Linked DNA regions of Mus musculus: region 2 is linked to region 1. Evidence: chromatin contacts called from ENCODE Hi-C data. All regions are on one chromosome and are shown on one strand. The core of a region is the stretch at or near the end of the contact, and the rest is flanking DNA. Distances in the headings are between cores, read along the strand shown. Region 1 overlaps Shisal1 (shisa like 1). Region 2 holds the start of Shisal1 (shisa like 1).

Region 1 (5,615 bases), core at 1,900-4,399:
AGATCAGGTCTCCAAGAGGAATTTGCTGGCACAGAAGCAGAGGCTGTACTGCTAGGGGCATGGTGGGTCAAAGCGGTACACACTTCTATTTGAACGGAGTTGACCATCCTTTACTGTGTTGGGGGTCAGGGGCGGGGAGGGTCATTGCATTTCTTGTGTGCTGGCTGTTGATGTGGTTTTGCCAATTTCTTTTCCTACTACATTTTGGTGTTTTTCTTATTTTTAGCAAGAAATCTTTATATATGAAGGAATCACTATACAAATATTTTCCAGTGCTTTTTACGCACGCTCAGCAGTCTTGTGATCACAAGATAACCATTTATTTTTTATGGCATCTAATGTTTGACCTTTTGAGAAAGGCTTTTCCTTCTGAGAGCATTGAAGAATTCTCCTGTCTTCTATTTCATGTTTCCAATTTGGCTTCCCAGTCTCTTATCTGTTGTTTGGGTCAGACTTATTTTAATGTAAATATTCCAACAAGAACTGGGTTGTATTGTCTTTTGCATACAAAGAATGTCTTAGTTTCTTTTCCCATTGCTCAGATAAGATCCCCTAACTAGAGAAATCTAAGGGAGAAGGGCTTACTTATATGGCTCACGGTTCCTGGGAACACAGTCCATCATGACAGAGTCAACAAGGCAGCAGGCAGGGAAAGTCTGTCAGGAAGAGAAGGAAGCTGGTTGGCCACATTGTACCTGGGAAGCAGGGAATGAAGAGGAATGGGGTCCAGGTTATAAGGACTCAAGGCCAGCCCCTGGTGACTCACTTCTTCCAGCAAGGCTCCCTGTCCTAATGGTTACACAGAGCCTTCCCTAACAGCGCTACTATCTGGAGGCCAGTGTCCAAGCACTGGAGCCTGTGAGCAACATTCCACCTTCAAAGACCAAGACCAACAAAGCCCCTTGTTCCTGCCGAACTGTCTGCCTTCTTTCTGTCTACTGGCGTGACACTCACGCTCACCCTGTGCTATAATGTGCCACACGTGAACCCCAGGGTAGAGTGTCATAGCTCTCTGGCCTTTGCTGGAAGGCCATGTCATACGCTAGTGTTACACTGTGTGAGTTGCTGACTCCCAGGCTGACTTCGTGTTTCTGGGGTTTAATTGTCCCAGGCTCTTTAGACCCTGAGTTTTAGAACCTGCTTATGTGATCCTCCTGCTCTGCGGGCCCTATCAGAACAAAACCAATTAGTCTGACTGGTATCCTCTACTGCAGCTAGCTTCACATAAGGATCAACTTTTGGTGATATCGTTTCTTTTTCAGTTTTTGGTGTTGACTGTTTCCACCCAAGAACACACACACAGCCTGTTTATTCATTTGATTCAAATTTTCTAGGCAAGTGTTCCACCACTGAGCTATCCCCAGCCCTTCGGGTTTTCTTTTGTAATGCTTTTGGTTTTCTATGTAGGGAAGACGTGGGTGACGTCCGCGTTTGTTTCTAGCTTGCTCTTTTCAACGCTGCTCTCAGAAATAGCCTCTCTTCCTTTTACCCTTCTGACTATGGATGATCAAAAATTAGGAGTCTTTATTCATGAATTCTGTCCTCAGTTTTTGTAACACCTTTTTGATCGATTCTCTCTTGTTTCCAGTTATGCCACTGGGGAGAAATAGCCCCATATCCCCCTTCCTTGCTCGTGAGGCAGGAGCTCATAGGGTGGCCCTGAACTTGCGCACTTGCACACAGCCTCCTGAGTCCTGATGCCAGCCTTACTTTCACAGTTTCTGGCTTTTGTTCGGTTATTGGTTGGTTTGGTTTTTCCAGTTGGGGTTTTCTCTGAGCAGCCTTGGCTGTCCTGGAACTCTCTCTGTAGGCCAGGCTGGTCTTGAACTCACAGAGATCCACGTGCCCCTGCTTCCCTAGCTTTTTGTTGTTCTTGGTTCTGTTTGCTTTTGGTTGGTTGGTTGGTTGGTTGGTTGGTTGGTTGGTTGGTTTTCCTTTTCCAACTGCATAGGCTAGTGTTTCTAAAACATGCCAACAGTCAGGCATTCTTATTATCCCTACATTATGGGAGGCTTCACCTCTTGCCCTGGGGATTGAAGGATTTCCCATGGTAGGAACAATGGACTGAAAGGGAATATTATGGAGTGGCTCTTGATAAGGATTATGGCAGTGCCGGGAGCAACAGGGCTGAGGAACTGAGCCTCTAGCTCCGTCTGCCTCTGGAGTTTGAGACTTTGCTACCAGACTCCGTTCCCTCTGGAGAAGGTGCCTCTTTCCTTTGGGTGGGCAGGAGATGCAGACTCTCTGACTATCATCCAAGCCTCTCCTCCTCCCACCCCGGCCAGCTCCTGAGAGCTCCTTTCTCAGCTGCACGGAGCTTCCCCTGAATATCCTGCCATCTGCTTGGGCCTCTGAATAATCCTGTGTGTGAAGTGGCTCAGCAAGCCCCGTCCATCATAGCAGGGGCTGGAACCAAGCCTGGAATTTGGCCTAAGCCTTTTGTGAGACCAGGGGCTGTTTCCATGATGGGGGAAGGGTAGTGCCAGGACTGGGGTTGAGACTCAGCGTGCTACAGGTGCCCTGGAAAAGCCAGGCAGAGGCTGGGCCCCCCACAAATAGACTTCCTCGAGGTCTGGCACCTGGGGTCTGGGAGCCTCCCTTAGAAGCCCACAGGTTTCTATAATCTGCTCCCACAGGGTTTCCCACAAAGCAGGCACAGGGGCCTGGCTGTTGCTGCTGGCTGCCAATACCCAGGGCCTTCCCCCAGAGGGAGTGGGAATGGTGATGCTCTGAAGCTTCGTTGAGTTTTTAATCCTTGGCTTTCGGAAGCACTCCAGGCGGGACAAGGCATCTGTGAGTCTCTGTGCTGTCTATCCTGCCGTGCTGGTCACAGGGACTCACAGCCACAGCTAGCTGGTTTGACACAGGAGAACAGTGGGGAATCTCAGACATCCTAGGGCTCTGGAGACCCCACCTTAGGAACTCTGGAGAGTCTTCTGGCAGAGGCAGACCTTAGAGGGAGGCTCAGGAAGGCACTCTGATGTTAGGGTCTGGTCCTCCTTCACTGTGAGATCACCTGGGCCTGGGCGGGACTATTCCAGCCTCTACCTGTCAGATGTAAGGACCAACCCACACCCACCCCGCTGACACCAGTGTCCCTTGACAGATGTGGGGCCTGCTGACCTAGGGCATCTTCCTTTGTAAGCAAGCGTCTAGCCATCTTCCTGATACTCCCTCTCCGTAGGGTGATACAGCTGGGCCCTGCTGTCTCACCACCAAGCCAGCACTCCTTCTAAGGGAGCCGAGGCAGCCAGACCTAGAAGTGAAGTCGGAATGAGTAACTCTGGGCAGACTCCTTGCAGAGGAGGAGTGGACATGGATGAGACTGGGTTAGGCCTGGCCTCCCAGGTGGGACAGGGCTTCCTAGACAAGGTCAGGGGGTGGGGTGGTGTGGGGGGTTCTCAACCAAGGGCGGGGCCTCCCAGCCAGGGGCAAGGCTTCTCAGCCAGGGGCGGGGCTTCCCAGCCAGAGGCAGGAACTCCCAATTGGTTGGGATAGGAATTCTATCCTGAAAGCTGTAAGCGGCATTTGTATCATAGAGCAAGCTATTGGGACGAGGACCCTGGGGACCTGATCAGTCCACAAAAGCCAGAATGTGGCTTGGGAGGGAATCAAGCCACACAGAGGGGCAGTGGGAGCCTTCTGTCCAGTTTCCAGGCTCAGGGGCTTTGTGGAGAGAACCCAGGCCCAGGGACCTATAGCAGGGGTTGGCTTCCAGGTGGACTCAGTTATAGAGAGGTGACAAGAGGTGAATCTTTGGGAGTCAGAAGTCGGGATGACAGCCTGAAATGTGGCCAAAGAAAGTCACTGTTACTGTAGGGTAGACTCACCGTATGGAGACAACTTGTGGATTCACTACCATTTAGGACCTTTGCCATACCAAAGTCACAGCCACCCTGACTCACTCAGCCTCAGACTCTCTGGGAGGGAGAAGAGAGGGACCAAAAACATGTGGATGAGGTTCCCTTGTCCTGGACCCCAGCAAGTTGGCAAGGGTTGAGGCTGGGGACACAGACACCCTTGATCTGTCATTCAGCCACAGGGCAGGAGGCTGGGCCTTGTCTGAAGCCAGGGAAGTTGCCCCATCTCCTGAGGCTGGAGATCCAGAATCTCAGGCCCCGCCCAATGGTTCAAGCCAGTGTGACACCCCGCCCCCCAAGAGGCTCCTCCTCCTCCACCGCAGTGAGTCAGCAGGAGGTGGGCTGGTGACCTGGTCTTATTTATTTGTGTGTTTTGGATGAACAGAGTGTTGTGTGGTGATTCCAGCTGCCTGGCAAGAAGGCAAGCCACTGAACGCGAAAAGGAGGCTGCTTTGCCAATTCCACCACCGCAGCAAGATGCCTGCTTCCAGCCCAGCAGGCAGCCAGGGGCCAAAGGAGGGCCAGCCAGGCACCCTACACCCCTCCTAGACTGGTCTTGTCCCTGACAAGTCAGGGGGGAACCTTTGCTCAGAGCCACAGGAGAAAGCAATCAGCTTTCTCTGTGTGTCTCTCTGTCTCTCTGTGTCTCTCTGTCTCTCTTGTGCTTGCATGCATGCTCTCTCTGTCTCTCTGTCTCACTCTATCTCTGTTTCTCTGTCTCTCTATCTCTCTTGTGCTTGCATGCATGCTCTCTCTCTGTCTCTCTGTCTCACCCTGTCTCTGTTTCTCTGTCTCTCTATCTCTCTTGTGCTTGCATGCATGCTCTCTCTCTCTCTGTCTCACTCTATCTCTGTTTCTCTGTCTCTCTATCTCTCTTGTGCTTGCATGTATGCTCTCTCTGTCTCACTCTGTTTCTGTTTCTCTGTCTCTCTGTCTCTCTTGTGCTTGCATGCATGCTCTCTCTCTCTCTCTCTCTCTCTCTCTCTGTCTCACTCACTCTGTCTGTCTCTCTGTCTCTCTCTTGTGCCTACCTGTATGCTCTCTCTGTGTGTCTCTCTGTCTCTCTCTTTCTTTCTCTCTCTCCCGAGGCAGGATGCCAGGCGATGGCTAGGAAAGAGGGCCTGCAGGTGTGGAGATTGGTCTCCAGAAAAAACAGAGCAGTTGGCTCTCCTGGGCCTGAATCTGGGCGGACCACTAGGTCGAACTGGGTCTGTGTTCAACACGCTGCCTCTTGACCCTGTGGTCCTGCTCTTTGGTTAAGCCTATTAGCAGCTAGGCCCAAAGAGACAGCAGCTCACCCCACTGGAACATCCCTTGACAAGGAAAATAACATTGTTTTTTATACAAGTGAGCTCCACCTCCCAGGTTACTAAACACAAGACCTGTGCCACCTATGACTGCACCAGCCGACCTCTTCCTGGAAGTGTAACTTTAGGCATGGTTTCCTGCTTGTCCGTGCCTAGACCTATTGAGGATGTCCTCAGTGATTTTTATTTGTGATTGTTTAGATACAGGGTCTCATTCTGTAGCCCAGGCTAGCCATGAACTCAAGATTCTTGTTCCTTAGTCTCCCGAGTGCTGGGGATCACAGGTGTGCACCACCACACCTGGCTTCCTCTGTGATCACAGGTGTGCACCACCACACCTGGCTTCCTCTGTGATCACAGGTGTGCACCACCACACCTGGCTTCCTCTGTGATCACAGGTGTGCACCACCACACCTGGCTTCCTCTGTGATCACAGGTATGCACCACC
Region 2 (5,615 bases), core at 2,249-4,748, 33 kb before region 1:
TGTGCATGGTGGTGCATGCCTATAATCCTAGCTCTTAGGGAATAGAGGCAGGAGGATCGGGAAAATTCAAGGTCATTTTCGGGAGTCTGAGCCAACCAGGGCTACTTAAGATCCTATCATAAGTAATAAGAAAGAAAGAAAGAAAGAAAGAAAGAAAGAAAGAAAGAAAGAAAGAAAGAAAGAAAGAAAGAGAGAGAAGGAGGGAGGGAGGGAGAGAGAGAGAGAGAGAGGGAGAGAGAGAGAGAGAGGAAATATCTTGGAGTGGCATTGAAGTTTAAGGTACTGAGATGGGAGTTAACAGGGATAGTTGGGGTGGCCCCTGGTACAGCAATACAGCTGCAGCAGTATAGCCACCACTGAAGGATACTGGGGTCAGCTGGACTGAAGCTGTAGCAAGGGCCGTCTCATTGAGCCCTCAGGGAAATATGGCCTCAGACACACCTTGATCCAGGGAAATATAACTTCAGAACTGTGGGGAGTGGAATAGGCTTCCTAGCGTGGTCATTGTTAAAACAACCACAGGGCACTGGGATGCAGTGGCAAGAAGAAGGGAAATGGAGTGGGGCTACACAAATGATAGGACCTCCTTCCCCCTAGAGGACAAGAAGGCATTGGCAGGACCAAGGACCCACTAAACCAGCACTTGCTTGTTGGCCTAATGATACGGTCTGCCATTGATCTTCTTGCTGGTCCTGGTGGTCATCCTACTTTACAAATGAGGAAACTGATGCTAAAGAATTTTGTACCTTAGAGGAGGGATACCTGGGCAATGGGATGCAAGCAGAATCGGGCCCTGTAATTGTGGAGAAAGTACATGTGTAGGGAGGTATGAGGGACCTTATGTGCCCATGCTGGCCTCAGTGTGGGTGGCACAGGCTGCCTGCAGAGGAAGTAGTCAAGGGAGGAGACAGGGGCTTGGGCTGTGTCCTGCGGAATTGGGCTGGCCAGAGGCAGGGCATCAGTGGTCACTAGCCACCATGTCCTCAGGTGCACACACTCATTACAACATGAGACTGCTTAGCATCAGTGTTGGAGGGATGGAGGGAACTCCTCCCAGAAGCCACCATACACAGATCCCTCTCGCCAAGACAGCCTTCCTCACGTGTGGGGATGCACACAGACACGCCATGCATGGAGGCCACGTGGGAATGCCAGGCAAAGTGAGACATCCATACATCCCATACACCCTTTGTGTCTGAATATCTGTTGATGCATCCCCCCAGATACCGTGATCTACACCATGACATTCATCCAATTCACACCACCCATGTACACACAGAAAACATGCTACCCACAGCCACAGCACACACACATACAAAGCAGGCTACATTCGGCTCCCTGCACACACCACACACACCATACACATGTCCCATGACACCTAACACATGCAAACACTCCAGACCATGCCATACAACACATATACAGATGAGACACACGCATAGCATATAACACAGACACAACACACACAACATCTACTGCACAATACCCATGCCTAACACACACGTATCAGATGTCACACAGGGTATCCCACACTACACCCCACTTCTCCCAGCCTGACCTGCTTCCTTGCTGTCCACACTAGAGTGTCTCTGGACTGGCCTTCACTGCAGAGATCTTGGGACCAGGGTCTCAATGGGAGCCAGAGAACCCAGCTCACCTAACCCTGCTCCTACCAAGACCTGAAGTTGCTTCGATTTGTGTGGTCCCCCACACTGACATGGCGTGAGACAGAGGACTCAGAGGAGCACCCTGTCTCTGTCTTTGACCTCAGCTGAAGTAGGGTCTTCCTCAACTTCCTCTTTGGAAGGTTTGCATCAGCAAGAAGGAACACAGAACTGCTTTGGTTTGTGTCCATGACCCTGAGTGCTGAGGAATCACACCACACACACACACACACACACACACACACACACACACACACACTTCTTGCCCTCCCCCAATTACCAAGCAGGCTCTGCCTACCCTCTGGCCCTCTCCAGAGCCTGGCCTTACCTATCTTGGCAGCTTTGGTGCCCTGGCCATTGGCTGAAGTAGTTCCCATGGGCATCCCCAGTCTCAGGTGGGCCCAGTAGGTTAGCCCAGGCTATGTCCATGAAGGGAACCAGAGCCTGGATGCTGTGATGTGGGAACCAGAACCCCTTACCTGCACAGGCTTGGGTGAGAGAAAACACTGGTTCTCCCCAGCTGGTGCCTCCCTGAGCCCCTTACCCTCGAAAGCAGCAAAGAGCCAGGCAGGTTCCAGCATCCCATGGGGTTCAAGAGCCTGCAGTGAAAGAGGAAGAAGTCTGTTCTGGCAGAATCCCTCCGTGTCAACGAGGCACCTGTGGAGGAGACAGAGATGCTTGGGCTTCAGTGTGAGCTTTGACTCTGCCTCTTGTCAGCTGTATGCCCCTGAGGTGCTTTCTCAACATCTCTGAGCCTGGTTGTCTGTCAGCAGAGTCCAAAGGAACCACTCAGTGCCATGGCAAGAAGTTAAGTTCAGAGTATCGAGTGCTCGGCTCCCTTTTCCTTGAGGTTCCATTGAGGTCTCAGAAGTCAAAGGTGACCCCAAAATGTGGGTGGCAGCAGTTGGGCCTGGAGGGGTGGCTCTTGGGGGAGGGGTCTGCTTTTCCGGATACTCAAGGGTATTCTCTATTCAGTGAAGAAGCTCCATCCTGACTGTCCCCTGGGAGGAATGCTGGGTTGCCACATGCTCCCACAGGACTTTCCGAGGTTGTCCAAGCAATGGGGAAATGTAGACCCACAAGTGTGAGGATGGAGTCAGGTACCCGCAGGTCAGCCATGAAATGGGGGTGAAGTCAGAACTAGGGGTGTGATGGGGAGAATGAGACATGGGGTGAAGGTTTAAACCCAGGTCTAGCAGGCTGGGAAAACGCAAACCAAGTCTGTCCCTGCCCTTGACTGCCTGCCTCAGGGGTGGCTAGCAGAATAGATCTCCCAGCCAGAGCTGGGGAGATGCACAGGGTGGGTGGGGCAGAGTGTCGCGGGCTGCACGGGGCAGGGATCTGTCCACCCGTAAGGAGAGGCTGCATCCCTGCAGGCAGTTGCTGGTGCCTGGCGTCCTTCGGAGCAGGTACCAAGCTGGGGAGCAGGTGGAAAGGAGATGGGGGAGATTGAGGAGAACCCTCTGGTGGAGGTTGGGAAGCGGGGGGGGGGGTGGGGGTGGGGGTGGGGGGGGCGCGAGGAGGGAAGGGAGAAGAAAAAAACTGGAAAAGGAGGTGGGGGAGACGGAGTGGGGAAGAGAAAAGTAAAAAGCCAAGAAGAAAGTGAAGGATGAGAGGAAAGAAAACGGAGGGTGAGGAGAAAGGCAGGAGAGAAAGAGATGGAGAAAAAACAAAGGCGGAGCAAAAGCAAGGTGGAGAAGAGAAGCGACTGGGACGCGCGGGGAGGGGGGAAGGGAGAGAGAGAGAGAGAGAGAGAGAGAGAGAGAGAGAGAGAGAGAGAGAGAAGAGAGAGAGAAGAGAGAGAGAGAAGCGCAGGCCGAACCGGCGCGGGGCAGCAGAGGGCGCGGCGGCCGAGCTGAACGCGGCGCGGGACGCGCGTGGGGCGCAGCGGGCGGAGCGCGGCCGGAGCCCCGGAGCCCCACGCGCCCGCAGCCTGGCGGACAACTGTTGCGGCGGCGCGCGTGGGCAGCCCCGCGCCCCTGCAGGCGGCTCCCGCGGGCGCCGGCTCCGGGCTACATAGCGAGGAGCGACCGGCGCGGGCACGAGGTGAGCGGGGCGCGGGGCTGCGGGGCTGCTGGGTCCACGCAGTGCTGAGGATCGCGGGCAGGACGGCGTCGGGGGAGCCGGAACGGGGCGAGGTGGTGGTCGCCAGGACCGGGCGACAGCGGGGGACAGCAGCGGGACCAGGCTGGGAGTCGCTGCGGAGCGCGGACGGCTGGGGAGCCAGTGCGCGTGGGGCAGGGCTCTGGAGCCGCGCTGGGAGACGCTTGGATGCCCTGGGTTCCTGTTCGGCGACATCGGGAACCCCGAGGCTCCGCTGCCGCCGCCTCCCAGGGCCCGATCCATAGTAATCCCGCGCCCGGGGCTGGGTGGCCCGGCAGCGGCCTCCGAAAAGCTCATTAGTGCCTACTGTTGTCATAGCAACGAGACCCCAGCGTCTTAGGGTTCTATTTATTCTAATTATTATTATCATTATTAGTATTAGTATTTCTTATCCAGCCAGAGGGGGAAAAGACGAAAGGGGGGCAGCGCATCCTGGCGCCTCCAACTGTTCTCCTTGGAAGGAGCAGCGCCGACTGCCTGATGGGCCAAGCAGAGTCTGATTCTTGACGGGGTCCCCCAGGCTAGGGTCCCCGGGTAGGTGCTGAAGTGGGTATTTACTGCCCCAGTTGTACCCCTGGGGCCATGGAGGGACCGGGAACCGGACTTACATAATTTGTCCCGAGAGTATTTACATTTAAGCATCCTTAACCCCCCCCCCCCCACACACACACACACGACTTTTCTGTTTTCTGGTGCCCTGGATTTAGTGGGTGCTCCTGCCAGGGAACCCCAGCCTGGCATAGGAAGAGAAAAGTGCTTTGCGTGGGAAACTAGAGGGACCTCTCTTGAGGCTGTGTGACCTTGAGCAGGGCTCTCAACTCCTCTGAACCGGTCTCCTCACCTCTAAGATAGAAGGGGGTTGGTTCCCATCAGCAGAGGCTGCTGTAACCCAGGGCGAAGCGAGAAGCCAAGCCCGATCAAGTTGCTATGGGCTGTGTGACCCCAGGCGGGCCTCTGGACCCGAGTCTCAGGATGCTTTCTAAGATGCCTTGGCCACTGACACTCTGAGACTGTGACTTCACGTTGGGCTCCTCCCAGAGCCAGCCAACCCAGAACTTCCCCCCACCCCCCTTTCCATCCCTTTGTTCTCTTGCTTGATCCCAACCGCCCAAAGGTGCCTGGGAACCTTTGAGATTGTCTACCCCTGACCGCTGAAGGGGCTAATTGGAAATGTCCTTTGGAACCAGACTCTGAAACCAGACTTTGGTCCCTGGTATCAACTCAGGCTGGTCAGGGCTGCCCAGAGCCTAGGTTTTCCCCTAATGCTAAGACCTCCCTAAAAAGATCTTTTCTTTCCTCCTGGGCCCATCCTGGTAGAGGTGGAATCTGGAACAGGGCTGGCTAGAAAGTTTTGTTACCCAGCAGCCCCGGAGCCTCTAGGCTCAAGCTAAGCCAAAAGCATCAGATCAGGATTTCCTTTTTAAAATTTGTTTTAGTTTAGTTTTTGTTTTGTTTTGTTTTATTGAAACAATGATTTCACATTGTAAGACAGGATGGCCTAGAACTCATGATGTAGCTCAGAAGAGCTTTAAATTCACTGTGATCCTCCTGCTTCAGCCTCAAAAGGGCTGGGATTACAGACAGGAGCCACCACTGCTGGCCAGCCAGGGTGGGTGGGGGTGGGGTGGGGGTGGGGGAATGATAGCGTTGACTTCACAGTCACTCTGGGTTCCTGTGCTGACTCAGGTTTCTGTCAAGGTGGACACAAAACTGGCAGACTAGGAGTGAGAGGGGGGAATGTTTCTGGGAGCAGCAACCCCGCTGTCCTGGGCCATCCAGCTTGGAGCTTGTTGGGACAACTGGGCAGGAAGGAGGGGCATGGTTGGGGTTGGGAGCATTTCTGCTTGC

Evidence for each region. Hi-C counts contacts between places; a loop is a spot of excess contacts on that map.
Region 2: a loop to region 1 is called in a map of left cerebral cortex, with 3 times the contacts of the local background. The contact joins the promoter of Shisal1 here to the enhancer-like site in region 1. A Hi-C loop is called at or near these places in 2 of 37 maps with a recorded cell type or tissue (both left cerebral cortex).

Annotation. Positions count from the first base shown.
Region 1 is chr15:84,411,170-84,416,784 of GRCm38, reverse strand. All of the region lies in intron 3 of Shisal1 (shisa like 1), which reads left to right. Among named protein-coding and RNA genes, the nearest start is that of Gm46527, 17 kb to the left of the region's middle. Within about 2 kb of position 3,149, at least 3 of the 3 ENCODE cell types and tissues checked have a DNase peak (open chromatin) inside an H3K27ac peak, as active enhancers do; they include left cerebral cortex, where a contact is called at or near this core.
Region 2 is chr15:84,444,457-84,450,071 of GRCm38, reverse strand. It overlaps Shisal1 (shisa like 1), which reads left to right and starts at 3,498. Exons shown (of 5, transcript NM_001374162.1): 1 at 3,498-3,710. It overlaps Gm33830 (a long non-coding RNA gene), which reads right to left and starts at 4,797. Exons shown (of 3, transcript XR_384293.3): 1 at 4,609-4,797; 2 at 2,209-2,321.